2 separate regions of the Homo sapiens genome follow, and region 2 is linked to region 1. A link is an interaction called in ENCODE POLR2A ChIA-PET data of the cell type or tissue named here. Cell type or tissue: endothelial cell of umbilical vein. All regions are shown on one strand.

Evidence for each region. Peaks named below come from ENCODE experiments on the same cell type or tissue, not always from the same donor. Only the 100,000 strongest peaks of a DNase experiment are listed, where the experiment ranks them.
Region 2: POLR2A ChIA-PET joins it to region 1 with 11 read pairs; 6 of 35 experiments call an interaction of 5 or more read pairs at or near these places.

What each region holds. Positions count from the first base shown.
Region 1 is chr3:158,648,707-158,651,206 of GRCh38, reverse strand. It overlaps GFM1 (G elongation factor mitochondrial 1), which reads right to left. Exons shown (of 18, transcript NM_024996.7): 5 at 2,050-2,166. Among named protein-coding and RNA genes, the nearest start is that of GFM1, 5.4 kb to the right of the region's middle. In endothelial cell of umbilical vein, no CTCF peak of the experiment used is centred here; a DNase peak (open chromatin) is centred at 1,146; H3K27ac peaks cover 1,957 bases.
Region 2 is chr3:158,699,540-158,702,039 of GRCh38, reverse strand. All of the region lies in intron 4 of RARRES1 (retinoic acid receptor responder 1), which reads left to right. Among named protein-coding and RNA genes, the nearest start is that of LXN, 28 kb to the right of the region's middle. In endothelial cell of umbilical vein, no CTCF peak of the experiment used is centred here; DNase peaks (open chromatin) are centred at 139 and 1,299; H3K27ac peaks cover 1,995 bases.

The DNA of each region.
Region 1 (2,500 bases):
AAAAACGGTGACTAAATATGACAGACTCTTCAATCTGTGACATCAGTTCTCCATTACACCAGAGGTTGAACAGGTAAAATTACAAATAAAATGTTCAAAGCCAAAATGGATATACTTGACATGATATTTAAAAGCAGTCTGAAAATTTTTCAAGGTATTTCTTTTTTTTTTTTTTTTTTTTTTTTTGAGACGGAGTCTCGCTCTGTCACCCAGGCTGGAGTGCAGTGGTGCCATCTCGGCTCACTGCAAGCTCTGCCTCCCAGGTTCAAGAGATTCTCCTGCCTCAGCCTCCCGAGTAGCTGGAACTACAGGCACCCGCCACCACGCCCGGCTAATTTTTTGTATTTTTAATGGAGACGGGTTTCACCGTGTTAGCCAGGATGGTCTCTATCTCCTGACCTCGTGATCTGCCCACCTCGGCCTTCCAAAGTGCTGGGATTACAGGCGTGAGCCACTGCGCCTGGCCTCAAGTTATTTCTTTAAAAATGGAAATTAATATCAAAAAGTAAGCTTTTCAGAAAACACATTCCTAACTTTAATAAAGACAAAAGAAGCCATTTCCAACAAAAAGTAACACTTAATATTCTAAGACTCCCCACAACTTTCAGATTTTAATTTCAACCTTCCTGGCAAGCTCCCTGCTTCTTAGCCTTTCACATGTCAGAATCATCTGTGGATTCCTTTCCAAATACACATACAGTAAACTAGGGCTGGGGAAGGGGACATGTACATTAAGATGCTGCATCTGTGGTTCTGATGTACAACAAAGTTTAAGAGTCTCTACTTCTGACAACAGAAATATGTGCCTTGGTAATTCTGGGAAAGTGGATTTATTCATTCATTTACAAATATTTTTGAGTCCCTATTATGTACTAGGCAGTTACAACTGCCTAGTTGTAACTAGTTGTTCTAGGGGCTGGGACATAGCAGTGAATAAAGTAGGAAAAAAGAAAAACAAAAACTCTGCCTTACTGGGCCTTATATCCTAAGGAGTGGTAGGTAAACTTTGTTGTCATTACTCAGTTGTTACATAAAAAGTGAGAGAAACACCTTATCCACTGGACAGACTCCATCCTTTTCCTGCTTACAAGATGGCTGATGAAGATAAATTCTATAGTTCACTGATCACAATGCCATTCGCCCACCTGCCAGACCTGCGATCCCAATTCCATAGCAGAGGAAGGAAATCCCTCAGGAAGTGCCTGTGGAGAAACGACCAGGCTACAGAGGTCACTCCTCAGAACAAAGGATCATTTATGACTCCTCACATTGTCTAGATCAGTGTCACTCAAAGTGTGGTCTGCAGACCTGTAAGAGCAGCATCAACTGGAAACCTTCCAGAAATGCAAACTACGGGCCCCACCCCAATCTACTGATCAGAATCTCTGGAGGTAGAGCCAGGACTATGTCTTTTAACAAAGTCTCCAGGGGATTGTTATGAACAACGCTAAGGTTTGATAACTACCAGGCAATTACAGTACTTTGTAGGTAAAGGTCACTCAAGAGCTGATGGACCAAATACCACATCAAAAAGTTACCAACTTATTTCTTGCATTTCCCAAACCACATTTGTACAATTTTAACTGTTTTAATTTATTAATCTTTTCTGTCCATGTAATTATAAAGCAGGAAGAGCAAATATTTATGATCTCTATTTTCTTCCTAATTTTTATCACAATACCCCAGACCTGGCAGCTGCTCTATAAAAGTCCACAGAATGAATGAATAAATGAACAAGTGCAAAAAGATACAATACATTCACTAACCCAAATTTACTAACCCAAACTGAAGGCCTCCTTCTACCACACCATGCATGCCATAATGTGATATGGGTATATTACCCAAAAAGTAACATAGTCTCTCACAGAATAAATACTAAATAAAATGGGGAGCGACTAGGATTAAAGGTATTAAAACAAAACCATCTCAGAGTATTCTTGCAGTCGCATTTCAAAAAGATAGTTACTCTGCGTTTGATGAACTTATCCTTTCCTTCTTTTTAATGCTTTTTAAAATTTAAAATTTTAATAATGTATTTTTAGCACTTACCCAAAGTCTCCATCAAAATAGATGGCTCGTTCCTCAATAAGATCTACAATACCTTTAAAATTACCCTCCAAACCCATGGGTATCTGCATAAACGCTGCATTATGATTTAGTTTAGACCTGAAAAATAAAAATACACTTGTTTACCTTTTTTCTTCTCCCCTAATCCCTTTGAAATGACAAAATGAATATTTTAAAAAATCAGTGGCAGACACTGGAGAACTGAGAAGGGTGTTACCATCAGGTCAGAACAGAAAATATAAAGCAGCTGGGAACAGACTGACAACGTAACTCAAGGAGCTCAGGAAGCCACAAACCCATTTAGGCAACAAAAAGAACTCCAGAATAACTGTTTTACCATCAGATCCCCAGATACACTGGATCAAAAGCAGAAGGGGGAAGAACAGATAATGGAGGGCTAGCCAGGAAATTAAATAGTAGGATAGCTGAGCCC
Region 2 (2,500 bases), 51 kb before region 1:
ACAAAACAAACAAAAACAAATGCAGAGGGAGAATGGTCATTGACTAAGAGTTTTAGATTTTTTTTTCCCCCTGCGATGTCTGGGTGTTAGATAAATAATAGTTGAATATGCAGCTGAGTCATCCAAGGCAAATCATTTCATCTCTTAGGGCCTATTAAATGAGGACTCACAAACGGATTGAAGTTAAACTAATACAAATTTAAATCCCTGGAGCAATTAGGATATTTGGTTTCAAGGCTGACACGCATTTCAGCTTAGAGTTCTTTTAAAGAAAAGTATGCACATATCCACAAAGATTTTCAAATTCTGCTATTCAGTGGCCACTAAGGTCTCCTGTGACCCTTCATCAAAAGAAGCAACACAAGCAACAAGCAATGATTTTTAAAAAGACACTATGAGCAGAAGGTCTAAATACTGTTCTGAGAGACTAGCAACAGGACACTAGGGCTGAGAAAGCCAGTATGGCACGGAGGCAGGAAGTGACTGGAGGTGCTCTTGGCCCAAGGTAGCTCAAAAAAAGTATGAAGATTATAATTTTTCCAAAAACTTTCTGGGAATTACTATCTTGATACTCAGGGCTAATTTCACCTTTTAATGCAATTGTGTAAAGAAGTACAAGCTTATAAACTCACAGCCCCAAATGAACAAGGCCTGAGGGAAGAGTGTGCAAAAAAAAAAAAGAAAGACTGAAATGCAAATATAAAGTAAGACACATCTTACTGGCACAACTCTTTCCTTAGAACTGAAGAATAGATGTCATTCCCAATACTATGAGGACAGTGCCAAGAACACGGGATATATGCTGGCTAGGGAAAAAAATGGATAAGCCCGTACCTTTAGCCTTTAATATGAATTGAGAAACGTCAAGCTGAGTATTGTTCTAACTCTTATCAATCAGTACCAGGTTTGTAAGCACCCCAAACTATCTAACCTGCAGCACATCACTATCAGTCAGCTCATCTTCACATTAAGTAGAAGTCTCCATTAGCCAAAGCTACATATAGAAACCATCCTATCTACCTTATCTATTATGCTGAAATCTACTTTTGATAACTTCTATTACTAACAAATCTAATTCTTCTCTACTAAAACCACCCTAGTTCTGTTAGAGATCCTTTGCTCCCTTTTGGGGGAAGCAGGGTGGAGGGGCATGGGGTGGGTTGGGTTATGACCAAGTAAAAGGGAACAAACAAAACACTTCCAGTCTGTCTGCAACAAGATTAAGTGCTGAGTTACCAGGAAATGTAACAACAAATCATCATCCATTTGGGCTACAAGATTTGGCACTTGTGATGATCTGAATTGAAGCCAAAAAGATAATTTCTGAATAATATTAAAAATAATGACTTCTTGGCAGAGCTTGACATGGGGAGGGCAGTCCAATCTTGGCATCCTTTGCCAGGCTGGGATGTGCAATGTCCTCTTCTGCATTTTTTTAAATAAGCTGTGCTTTTTGGTTTGGTTTAAAGGTGGTTCCTCCTAAAGGAGGAGGAATCTATAAAAACAAAAATGTAAGGGGATGTTTCGATAACTTTATTGAGGAAGTTCTCAATCAAATGATAGAGGGTTTTACCAGCATTATCACGACTCACATTTTGTATTTAAAAATGGGTAACACTCTTTGTGCTTTTACCAAAATAGTCTGTCAAATGGGGCTGGAATCCTAACATTTGTTTTAAGCTCTGCCTCTTTTTTGCCTCAATGGAGACTGCCATGATTTCCTTCAGAAATGCCATTTTCAAACGCAGAATAAGGCATTGTTCTCAAAAAAACATTTTAAGTGTATAAGTAAAACCAATTTATATATATATATATACACACACACACACACACACACTTATTATTATTTTTTAAATAAAGACGAGGTGGTCTCTATTAAAAAATAATAATATTGCCCATGCTGGTCTCGAACTCCTGGGCTCAAGTGATCCTCCCACTTTGGCCTCCCAAAGTGCTGGGATTACAGGCATGAGCCACCATGTCCAGCCTAAAACCAATTTTTAAATTATAAAAATACATGGTAAACAGTCAAGACTTGAAAAATAGTGCAGACAGCACAAAAGTCTGAGACAAATATCCAGCTGGTGTGGGACATCTTGGGATAGATAATCATGTCCTTCCAAGGTCAAGACAGCCACCAAATGAAGGTCTAACAAGGCTAAACACACCCTCAAAGCGACAATGCCAGACTGATCACTGGAACCTCCAGTAACTGTTCCCTTAAGAAAGAGACACTGAATTTTCTCTCATGAATTCTCTGACTTTCCAGCTTGTGCCTCAGATGTTTGCTTTGAACATTCGTGGGTACACTGTGAGAGACGAGGGAAACCTACTGACTATTGCCAAGAAGAATCATAGAAAATGCAGTTGATTTCTGATTTATCCAGGCCCTCTGGGGAAGGAAATGCCTCCTTTCCTTCAGGCATTTCTGAAGGAAATCATGGCAGTCTTCAGCGAGGCAAAGAAGAGGCAGAGCTTAAAACAAATACTAGGATTCCAG